Linked DNA regions of Mus musculus: regions 1 and 2 are each linked to region 3. Evidence: chromatin contacts called from ENCODE Hi-C or POLR2A ChIA-PET data. All regions are on one chromosome and are shown on one strand. The core of a region is the stretch at or near the end of the contact, and the rest is flanking DNA. Distances in the headings are between cores, read along the strand shown.

Region 1 (3,568 bases), core at 632-3,131, 95 kb before region 3:
GAGATTTCACTCCTCTTTTCCTGTTCAGTGGTCTCTTTGGTCGGCAGGGTGTTCTCCTGCGTCTCGGTTTTCTTCAGCTTGCCCTTATTGAAGCTGGCGATTTCCCCTATGTCCGGCTTGTCTGCCATTTTCTTACAACTCGTGGATTCTCCTTCCAAGCTTGCGCTCCAGGTGCTCCCACTCTCGTTGCTGCAGCAAGAGACCTTATTTTGTTTTTCGAGACAGGGTTTCTCTGTGTAGCCCTGGCTGTCCTAGAACTCACTCTGTAGACCAGGCTGGCCTCGAACTCAGAAATCCGCCTGCCTCTGCCTCCCGAGTGCTGGGATTAAAGGTAGGCGCCACCACGCCCAGCTTTTTTTTTTTTAGATAGGATCTCACTCTATAGCTGTACGCTGGCCTCAGATTTATGATGCTCTTCCTGCCTCAGTCTCCCAATTTTCTGGGATTGTAGGAGTGGGCCACTATGCTCTGCTCACTACATGATTTCAGAGGTTGAGTAGACCTGAACTGAAGACCAGACAAGGGAGCCCTCCCTCGACATCTTGGGGCCAGGGAAGTTGAAGCCATAGGATCAGAGGAAATGTGGCAAGAAAAAAGGCCAACATGGACACAGAACTTAAATAAAAACAGACAGAGGAAGTAAGACAGATATATACCTGGGGGAGAGGAGGGATTGCCACAAAATGTAGGAGATTTTCAAGAATGGGGGAGGATGAGTGTGTAGGGTTAAAGGTAGCCAGTAGAAGTTCATAGCTAGCCTTATGGAGGAAGGAAAGGGGAGCCATCTCGGGATGTTAACTGTTAAAGACAACAGGTGGTGGTGAAGATGGCTGAGACCAAGAGCACAGGGCTGAGGGGCAGACAGGCACTGACACTGCTACCCTTTAATACAGTTCCTCCTGTTGTGATCCCCAACCATAATTACTTCGTTGCTACTTCATAACTGTAATTTTGCTAGTTATGAATTGTAAGTAAACGTCTGATATGCAGGATATCTCATTTGTGACCCCTGTGTAACGGTTTGATTCCCAAAGGGCTTACGACTCACAGGTTGAGAGCCAGCCACTGCCTTAAAGTCGTCTAGAATCAGTTTTCTTTCTTTTTTGACAGACAAGATGTTTAATTCCGTTGTACTGAAGGAAAGCCATTTTATGTATTTTTCTTAAGTGCTCTATCAGTAATGACAATTCTGAAAGCCCCTGTGTTATATTTTAACAACACAGTCACCTCCGGTTCTGTATTCACTGTCCGTGTTGTGACTCCCACAGTATAAATTCCTCCAGTTGATCTTCATGAATTCTTATATTTGATCCCCCCCCCCCTTAGGCCTCTGAATTCCGAGTGAGTCCGAGTTAAAAATGGGAGGAGCACCCTCTAGCTGATAAACCTGGGTAATGAGGTGTCCGCTTTCAGTTTCCATTCTGTACGCGACTATACTGCTTGTGTGAGCCCTAACAGACAGAATCAGCTCAGAACAAAGGGTCTGGCTATCTCCCAGGGATGAACACGCACGCCGACTGAGCTTTTGGGGTGTTGAAAAGTCAACGCCTTCGCACAGAACTCTCCACCCCAACCTAGAAATAACTGGCGTTCTGTTTTATGTCAGTCCGGACACGCAAGCACTGCTCCTTTTGCGGGCCCCGTAAGCATCCCCCCAGGCGGGATAGGGATCCCCGGCCTATGGACTGCGCTTTCTCAGCTGGCATCCAGCTGCCTTGGCACCCAGTCCGGGGCCACTCTGCCTACAGACCCTAGCAACCACTCACCTGCTTTTCTTTCCCTATAGGCCAGAAATTTTTCCTTTCTTTTCTCATTGGTCCGCGTAACTTTATCGCAACCAATCGGCGGTAGCCACGGGAACAAACTCACTCCTACACAACCTGCGTTGGGGGGAGGTAACCTGGGAAGACCTATATCTGTTTTCTGCACCGCTATTTTTTTCCGAGAAGCACTTAACTTCTTACCGTGTCGTAGCTATCCCTGGAATGAGGCGCTTACACATTTTATTTCTTTCATGCCTGACATAAAGTCTGGCCCTTGCTCGCTCCTGCCCCCCGTCCAAATGGCTCGGCCCGCGGAACGCCCCATCTTCCAGGCACATTGAGAGCCGGAGTCTTGGAGGAGTTTAGGGTGGTGATTCTACAACGGCGACTAGCAAGTGGCGGGCTTCAGCCCTTTCCCGCTGCTCTCCTGGTCGCGACCACACGTCACAGCTCTCGCTCGTTCCGGTTGCTCGCGCACGGGCCCCAGAAGCGCAGGCGAGATCGGAGCGCGCAAAGAGAACTTGGTACGGTCCACTCCGCCGCGCCCCGCGCCGCCGGAAGTGAGGTGTCTTACCCCCGAAGTTCCGGTTCGCAGGGGGTGGGGAGTGTTGTTAACCGGAGCGGCTGCCGCAGTCGCGGTGATTGAGCGTGCTCGCGGCGCTGGGCTCCTGGTGAGTGGGCCTGGTCCTGATTGGGGTTGGGGGGTCGGCGTCTAGGACCTTGTCCTTTGGGGTCACTGCGATCAGCCCGCCCCGCTGCGTTCGGCCGCCAGTTTTCGGCCTGTCAGATGGCTGGAGACCTTAGGCGGCGGCGCGGCCACCGTTCCAGAGGCCGGGCCCCGCCTGCGAGGTTCGCAACTCCTAGCGTTCACAGGTGCGCGACTGTGAGGCGACCTGACTGGTTCTCAGCCCCGCCGCCGCACCCTGGCGGTCGGCCGTTTCTCCGGTTCTCAGAGTGGACACTGCTGGGGGCGGGGGGGGGGGCAGGGTTCCAGACTGACGTACCCCGATGGGCGCGCGTCTGCGCTGACCACCCTGGCACAGCTGTCACTGGTTGTGTCGCCTTCTCAAGCTGTGCCCTCTGCACCTTGCCTCCTCCACCCCTGGCGGGCCCAGCGAACCTGCCTCTAAAGCCTATCATCCCAGCTCCTTCAGAGGGTCAGCGGTGGCAGCCCCCCTCCTCCTAACTTTGCCTCAGTGACTCCCTAGAGGAGGCGCCTTGGCAGACAGCGTGGAAGAGCCCTAGATTTGAAACGAGATTGATCCAAGTTCTAGGCCTTGCATCAGTGTGAGCCTCTAACCCCTTTGAGTCCTAGTTTCTCGTTTGTGAAACAGGGAGTATATGCTGTTTTGAATCTAATGGCTGTCAAGGTGAAATGAGTGTTTGCCCTTACACTCTGCCAGGGACTGTGCTAGGTTTACATAGTGTGGATATCACAAATGTCATTTTCCTTGTGCAGGTCTCTGGGCCAGGGCGATGTTCCGCACCGCAGTGATGATGGCGGCCAGCCTGGCGCTAACCGGGGCAGTGGTGGCTCATGCCTACTACCTCAAACACCAGTTCTACCCCACTGTAGTGTATTTGACCAAGTCCAGCCCCAGCATGGCAGTGAGTTCAGGGCTCAGGGAAGAAGGAATGCCCGGGGAGGGAAGGAGGGGCAGAAGTGGGGCTACATGTCATAGAAGTAGGAGAGAAATAGCCCTGGGCCGCCTGACTTGGAATTATCTATGACAGTCTTGGGGACCTGTCAGAATGATTAGCCCCAGGCAGGGGAAAGCAGAAAATAACCTCAAACCACGACCTTT
Region 2 (3,770 bases), core at 1,268-3,767, 73 kb before region 3:
GAGAGAGAGAGAGAGAGAGAGAGAGTTTCACTAAGTAGCTTTGGTTGATTTGGAACCATATAGACCAGGCTGGCCTTGAACTCACAGAGATCTGCCTGCTATTGCCTCTGGAGTGCTGGGATCAAAGGCATGCCCTACTACACCCAGCCCTCACAGGAAATTGTAGAAGAAAATTTCATTCAATCCTGTTTTATGAGTGAGAAAATAACCTTATATTCTGGCATATATGTTGACAGGCCAGTCTCCGATTAATGTTGGGACTAGGCCTGGTGGGATTGTAGTAACTGTAATCCTAGTTACTTGATTAGCTGAGGGAAGTAGAAGGAACCTTGATTTTGAGACTAGTCTGGACTATCCGAGTGAGACCTGTTTCAAAACTAAACCAAATCCAAACTCAGATTCAGTGGACATGGGCACTCCTGCCTCTACAGTGAAGGCAGGACCTTGCCTGAGCCCCTTTGGAGCTCTTGGCCACCACCCATGTACCCCATGTACATGTGATCTTAACACAAGAACAGCTGGCCTGTTGTCAAGGCCACCAATGACAAACAAGGTGTTAAATCTGACAATCCCTGGAGGCAGTTGCCTGGTCCTTCAAGCTTCTCCTTAGCTGTCTTTGAAGTTGATTTTATATTTGGCCGCTACATCCGAAGCTGCACCTGCTTTCCCAGCTCGCTGCCTGCTTTGCTCCCCCATACAGCCTGTCATCACTGTGGTATAGATTTAGTTTTGTGGTGCTAGGGTTGGAATCTAGGGCTTTATGTACATAAGCCAAATGCGCGCGCTCTCTCTCTCTCTCTCTCAAGATTTTATATTAAAAACCCTCTTGTTCTATTAAAGCAAAACCATAGGTTCATAACACAGCAACATATTGGCAAATGAATGAATGAATGATTGCTGCCCACCCAGCAATGCTAGCCCACTCTGCTCTTCTCCTGGCCCAAGTCCAGCAGAATTAAGTCCAGCATGTCAGCATACCCAGCCAATGAGGCCAGGTCTCAGCTCACAGAAATATTTGAAGTCAAAGGAACCGAGGCGAGGGTTCAGCTCCCGTCCAAGAAAGAAGTCATACATGGAATTTCCTGGGGAACAACAGAAGGTGAAGGCACACCAGGTATGCATGCATCCCACCTACCTCATCCCTACCTCACTGGGACCCTTCTCACCTGAGTTTCCCCCAGGAGCCAGGGCTGAGGCAGGAGCTACCAAAGCCTTCGCATAGAGGAGGAGGCTGAAGATAAAGCTGGTGAGAGTGGTCGCAAAGGCCAAGGGCAGGAGCATTCCAGGGAGTGCCCCCAGGGGCAGCCCCACTGACACCCCCAGCCCCATCAACAGGGCTGTTAGCACCAGAGCCTGGAAGCCTGAACCACAGCACAGAGTGAGCCCTGGGGTGGCTTGCATACTTCCAAAGCCAACACACACACACACACACACACACACACACACACGCAGTTCTGGGAGAACATTGGCCATTGGCCTGGAGCTGAGTAGTAGCAAAAGAGGTAGATGCACGGCGAGGTTCCCATAAGGGCACAAACATGTCATCAGAGCTGGTCCATAAACCTCCCACCACCCTTGGAACCCACCCCAACCCATGTTAACTGCGATTCAGGGAGGGGGGGGAACCCCAGTCACCATTAATAGGGTAGCGCAGGCGACTCTTGTCCTTCAGTTCCAGGCCTTCGGCCACCTGCGGGTACAGGGCAGGTTTTATAAGAGCTGGGGATGACTTCCCAGGCTCCAGCCCTCCCTGCACCCTCCTCCCTGGTGTGTTAAAACAGATCACACACCTTGCGTGCAGGCAGCAAATAGAGCGCCACCTGCAGGCCGAGCCAGATGAACAATAGCAGCAGAGCCCATGGGCTCCACAGCTCCTCCAGCCCAGGCAGATAGGCCGGTAGGGCCAGGAGGCGCGCCGGGCCCGAGCGAGCCGCCAGGAGCAGGTGGAACATGGTGGCAGGCAGCAGGATCAGTAAAGCCGCGACGCCTGGAAAGAGGGCCACTGTGTAGCGTGACTGCTCCCAAGAGCTCTCTCAAGTCCTCGGGCGCCTTGAGTCACCTGCCTGCTTAGCAGTTTCCCAGCGCCATACTCCTATCTTAATTTTCATCTTGTTCCTCTGCCCTCTGGCATTCCCAAAGACCATCCTGCTCTCCCAACTGTCTTTCATTACACAAACTCCCCGCTGTGCTGCTGTCAGCACTCCCTCCTCTTCTGCAGACACCCCGACACCCGCGCACCGGATCCTTCTGCTCCGAGCCTTCTATAGAGCTCGTATCCTATCCTGCTCCCGTTAAGTGGCATCAGGTCAGCCTCCACCCCAAACCTTCCCATTTACCCAACGGCCCCCCGAATTCCAGTGGGGCCTGGGAGGCCTCACGAGAAGTCATGATCTCTGCTTTGCCGGGGAACAATGGTTCACAAAAGTCGATCAAGGAAACACAAACCGCCCCATGCCGGGTTATGGCTCTGCATCAGACACGGAGGTGGAAAAGCTGCTGCTCTTGTTCATTGATCTTTAAATGGACGCGCCCTCTGCCCACCCTGGGCCCAGCACAGTAGCCAATCAGCGCTGGGAGGCGGGCCCCATGCTGGCGCCTCAGAAGCTTCGGCACTGAAACCCAACCCGGGCGGGTCCCGCCCCTGCAGGCAAGAGGAAGGAGGAGGACACATAAGTTTATTAGAAGGATCCATGAACCCGCCAGCGGGGAAGGGCCTCTAGGATGAGAACAGGGCACAGGGAGGACAGGGCGATAGGGCTACTACGCGACTCGTTGGCAGATTCTAGCCGCGCTCGCAGATGACCTCGACAACACTAGGTTCCATGGGCACTGGGTCGGGACAGCGCAGAGCAGCTGAGGCTACTACTTCGTCCAGCAGCAGGTGCACTAGCTCCTCATCAGCCACAAAGCGCCACAAGTAAAGCTGCAGGAAGTGGCAGTCCACCTGCACCTGCTGCAGCCCAAAGCGCCCAAAGGTGCGTAGGCGCACACACTCCAGTAGTGTCTTCAAGCTGATCTTAATGATGCCAGTCAGCACCGACACCTGCAGGTGGACACAGGGATGCAGCTCAGGATTGCCGTCTTTTGGGGAGGAGGATACATCCAAATTCTGAGCAGAGGCAAGGGAGATAAAGACAGAAATTTCTAGGGCTCAGCTAAGAAGGGAACAATGCAATGTTGCCACCATAAAGGCGAGGGCAGGTAAACCCCGGTGGTCAGATCAGAGATGGGGCCTCATGAATACGATGGGCAGCAGTCACCACTGACTACAAAGTAAAATGGAGGAAAGATATTGCTGAGCTTGGGCTTCGGAGGGGCAGAGATCAAGATATGAGTGGGAACCCCCGATGACTAAAGACTAGTTTGGAGAGTAAAGTGTGGACAAGGTGGTTTTGCTCTGGACCTAGAGACAGAGATTACGTAAAGTGATCTTTAATTCTGCTCAGATGTGGTCCTAGGGCTCTCTGGGTTAGTGTGGGAGCCACCCTTCCCCTGGGATGTAGAGGAGAAGGTACTTCAGACCTTGTTGAATTCCACGGGGCTGAACACATCGATCCGTTCAGAGAACAGCTTCTGAATATTGCTCAGGAGGTTTGTGTCCATGGGAGCACTGGAAGGGGGAAAGAAAGAGTGAGAGGCCACTCTGCCCAGCCTCCCTCTTCTGTCTCTCAGGGAGGCTCCTAGCAGCCTGACCTGGGTGTGTAGCTGGGTGCATAGCGGCCCTGCTGCCGGGAGCTGCTGTACACAGAGAAAGTCCTTTTGCTTGAGTC
Region 3 (3,861 bases), core at 155-2,654:
CTTCTGCTCTGCTCCGGGCGCTGCTGCTCTTTCCTTGGCCCTCTCCCAGACCCCATCCTGTTACCCTCATCTGACTTCACACAAGCGTCTACACCTGGGTCTCAGCACTCCCCAGCTGGGCCATCCCATGATCGTTTCTAGGCTGATGGCTGCTACCTACCTGCCCAACAGTCAGGGTTGGTGTCTTCCCAGGGACATGCGTCTCTCATCTCAGCAAGTGGCTCCTTGTCCTTCTGAACACTCTGGCCAGAGACCAGTTCATGCTTGGCTACATCTCCCTCATTGTCTTCTCCCATTCAGCAGCAAGTCATAATACTCTCCTACTACCACCATGGTCTAAGCCACCATCCTGTGCTCCCTTCATAGTCCAGCTGCCTAAATGGCCCCAGCCCATGGGCTCTCCCTCTCTCCAGCTCTTTCCTTCTCAACCTTTCTTGAACATGCCTGTCTTATCCTCCTCCAGGGCCTTCGCACTTGCAGGTCCTCTGCTTACGTTTTCCCAGCTCTCTCTACCTCCTTGTGGACTCTATTCTTCTCATCCTACACTACATATCTTACTTGCTTTATCAATTTTTTCTCCCCTTTCATCACAGAATATCTGAAATGAAGCCTTTTTCGCTTCCCTGTTTTACCGAATTCCCTAACATAGGTGCTTGGAGGTCATCTAATGAGTGTCTTTCTCAGAATTGTCTAAAACACGCACGAGTGGTAAAGTTCTACGTGCACATTAAATTTCCTTTTCTCCCTCTGCTACTTTGTGGATCGCAGATGCCTAGGTGGCCCGGCACAGTGCAAGACGGGTGATGCAGGTGCCAGTTAATGCGGTGAAAGGTCGCTGGTGGCCTTAAGTGACAGCGGGACCTGTGGCCAACCGAGTCCACGCCTACTCGCAGGAGCCTAGGCGGTCCTCGAGACCCTGGGATTCCGACCCTAAGGGAAGCGCCAAGGCCTACACCCGTAGATGAAGGGGAGGGGGTCAGCGCCAGGGAGGAGCAGGGCCCACGCTCGGGCCAGCCCGAGGCAGCGTGACGTCCGAGTCACCACCACTGCGTCGCGCCTCGCAGTGATACTGGAGTCCCAAGTCTAGGCCGGGCCTTGAGACCACCGGGCTGCCTTCTGCACGCCAACCCCCACCCCGCAGAGTGGTACGGCCCTCCCCGGCCCCGCGCCGAGCAGTGGTAGCGCCGCGTGCGTGACGCACCACCGGCAATAGGTACCCACGGCGGCCGCGCCCCCCCACGCCCGGCTCCGCCCACCCGGCGGGCCCCGCTACCCTCGCGACCGCTCTAGCGCTCGGAGGATACAGCATGAGCAGCCGCAGCTCTCGCTCTTTCTGCTTCATCTTCTTCAGAATGGTCAGAAGCCCCATGATCCCGTAGCCCCCTCCCGGCCGCCGTTTCTTCTAGTCCCGGGACCCCGCTCCCGTCTCCTATTGGCCAGCCTGGCGCTTGTGGCCGCCCTCGTTGTCACGTGACCACAGGAGTGCAGGGCGTCGCCCCCTAGAGGCGCTGCGGCGACTTTGAAGCCTGCTGCGTTAACCCTTGTCGGGAAGGCAGAGGGTTGGTGGGGACAAGGGAGAAGTCCCTAAGCCTTCCGACTCCGAGGCCTCGGTCGGATGCCAGACAGAGGCTGACTTTCTCGAGCAGTATCTCGTCTGGGTAGGGAGTAGCCGCGAAGAGATTCTGAGCTAGGAGTCGGAATCTGGTTCCACAAAGAGCTGACGAATCATCCGGGGACTGTAATACGGTTCCCACCAGTGCATCTTGTGACTTCCATTCATTTACCAGTGACGGAAAACCGTTGGTCCTGGTCCGGGACTCTGTCGGAAATGGCTCTGTGCGTTCACTTGAGGATGATGACTCCCCCTAGGGGCCATTTCTAAATGTGCGGACAGTATGGCCTCCTTGGGTTGTTTAGAGTTCCAAGCTCCCCGCAATGCAGGGACCAGACCCGCACAAAGGATTGAGTGCTATCTAGGACCCTATCAGGTTGAGACGCTCTATCCCAACTGTTAGGATAAAACTGGCAGGGCAGAGCCTGTCTCAAAAAACAACGATAAAAAACCTGAAGCCCACCTGGTGCTTAGCCTCATGGCTGCTGGCATGTACTAGCTGTACAATCAGATTATCTTCAGTAAATGACTTTGACAAGAGTTCTTTAAAAAAAATTTTTTTTTCTTTGCTGGTTGTGTTGGCACATATCTTTAATTCCAATGCCTGGGTGGCATAGACAAGTGGATCTCTGTGAGTTTGAGGGCAGCCTGGTCTGTATATATATTGAGGACAGAAAGGGCTACACATCTGAGACCCTGTCTCAAAACAATCATCATTGTTGTGTGTAAACTCTGTATGTGTGTGTGTGTGTGTGTGTGTGTGCGCGCGCGCGTGTCTGCACATACCACTGGAGATCAGAGGACAACTTTGTGGAGCTGATTCTCACACTTTTTTTTTAAGATTAATTTATATGTAAGTACACTGTAGCTGTCTTCAGACCCCTTAGAAGAGGGCATCAGATCTCATTATAGGTTGTTGTGAGCCACCGGTGTGGTTGCTGAGATTTGAACTCAGGTTAAGAGCAGTCAGTGCTCTTAACCGCTGAGCCATCTCTCCAGCCCCGATTGTCGCACTTTTATGTGGGTTCCAGGCAGGGAATTTAGCATCAGACTTTCTCAGCAAGTTTTTTTTTTTTTTTTTTTTTTTTTTTTTTTTTTTTTTTAATTGGTGAGATTTCTCACTGGCCCAAAGAGTTAGTTTCTCTTTTTTTGTTTTTTGTTTGTTTTTGCTTTTTCCGAGACAGGGGTTTTCTCTGTGTAGGTTTTTCTCTCTTTCTTTCTGGCTGTCCTGGAACTCACTCTGTAGACCAGGCTGGCCTCGAACTCAGAAACCCGCCTGCCTCTGCGTCCCAAGTGCTGGGATTAAAGGCATGCGCCACCACTACCGGGCAGAGCTAGGGTTCTATTTAATTGTAACCATATATGTGTTCTTGAATGTGTGCACATATGCGTGTTTGTGCATGCATGGGTGCATGTGTGCGTGTGTGGGTTCCTCCACAAGGAAAATTGTACTGAGACTTTTTGTTTTTTTTAAAAAAACATAGAAGTCTTATGGGAATATGGTTTTGTTTTACTCCCAGGTGTGGGGAATGGGGCTGCTTCACAGCAGGTGATTGTGATTTGTCTCAGGCTCTAGCAGGGCGTGGTTTTGCCAGCTGTAAATAGTTTCTGCATGTATGTGATGCTTGGAATTCTGGATACTTTTCAGAGGTGTATAAACTGCCCAAAAGTGGGTTGTTAGTTGTTATTGGCAGGTTGCTATAGTCGTACACAAAGAGACAACAACAATAACAACAATAAATTAGATATTGTGATGTCAAAGATCAAACTTGCCCCCAAGGAACTCAACATACCTAATCAGCAGGAAATAATCTATAACATTGCCTTCTTTCCTACCTCTGATTTTAATTTGGGATTTCTTTCTCTCTCCTTCCTTCCTTCCTATCCCATTTTATCTTTTACCTAGTGTTAGGGGATTGAAAAGGTGGAAAAAGAAGGGTGGAAGAAAAAACCCACAAAGTAGCCAAAGTCTGGCTACAGAAATAAATAAATAGGGGCCTAGAGAGATGGCTCAATGGCTAAGAGCACTGACTGCTCTTCCAGAGGTCCTGAGTTCAATTCACAGCAACCACATGGTGGCTCACAACCATCTGTAATGGGATTCAATGCCCTCTTCTTTTTATTTTTTTTAAAGATTTATTTATTATATCTAAGTACACTGATGGTTGTGAGCCACCATGTGGTTGCTGGGATTTGAACTCATGACCTTTAGAAGAGCAGTCAGTGCTCTTACCTGCTGAGCCATCTCT

The links. A loop is a pair of places that touch in the nucleus more often than their neighbours do. ChIA-PET counts read pairs that join two places held with the same protein, here RNA polymerase II (POLR2A).
Region 1: POLR2A ChIA-PET joins it to region 3 with 19 read pairs in Patski. The contact joins the promoter of Syvn1 here to the promoter of Arl2 in region 3. A Hi-C loop is called at or near these places in 1 of 37 maps with a recorded cell type or tissue (T-helper 1 cell). POLR2A ChIA-PET finds 5 or more read pairs at or near these places in 3 of 5 experiments (Patski and embryonic stem cell).
Region 2: POLR2A ChIA-PET joins it to region 3 with 15 read pairs in Patski. The contact joins the promoter of Tm7sf2 here to the promoter of Arl2 in region 3. POLR2A ChIA-PET finds 5 or more read pairs at or near these places in 3 of 5 experiments (Patski and embryonic stem cell).

The regions. Positions count from the first base shown.
Region 1 is chr19:6,044,695-6,048,262 of GRCm38, forward strand. It overlaps Syvn1 (synovial apoptosis inhibitor 1, synoviolin), which reads left to right and starts at 1,882. Exons shown (of 16, transcript NM_028769.5): 1 at 1,882-2,434; 2 at 3,223-3,371. The coding sequence starts at 3,240. It also overlaps the pseudogene Gm8034.
Region 2 is chr19:6,065,333-6,069,102 of GRCm38, forward strand. Tm7sf2 (transmembrane 7 superfamily member 2) reads right to left here and starts at 2,518. Exons shown (of 10, transcript NM_028454.2): 1 at 2,337-2,518; 2 at 1,791-1,987; 3 at 1,636-1,690; 4 at 1,167-1,361; 5 at 979-1,082. The coding sequence starts at 2,388. Vps51 (VPS51 GARP complex subunit) reads right to left here. Exons shown (of 10, transcript NM_001081041.1): 8 at 3,694-3,770; 9 at 3,523-3,610; 10 at 2,510-3,043. The coding sequence ends at 2,783.
Region 3 is chr19:6,139,733-6,143,593 of GRCm38, forward strand. Arl2 (ADP-ribosylation factor-like 2) reads right to left here and starts at 1,405. Exons shown (of 5, transcript NM_019722.3): 1 at 1,305-1,405. The coding sequence starts at 1,369. It overlaps LOC115489019 (a long non-coding RNA gene), which reads left to right. Exons shown (of 3, transcript XR_003952891.1): 3 at 1-2,182.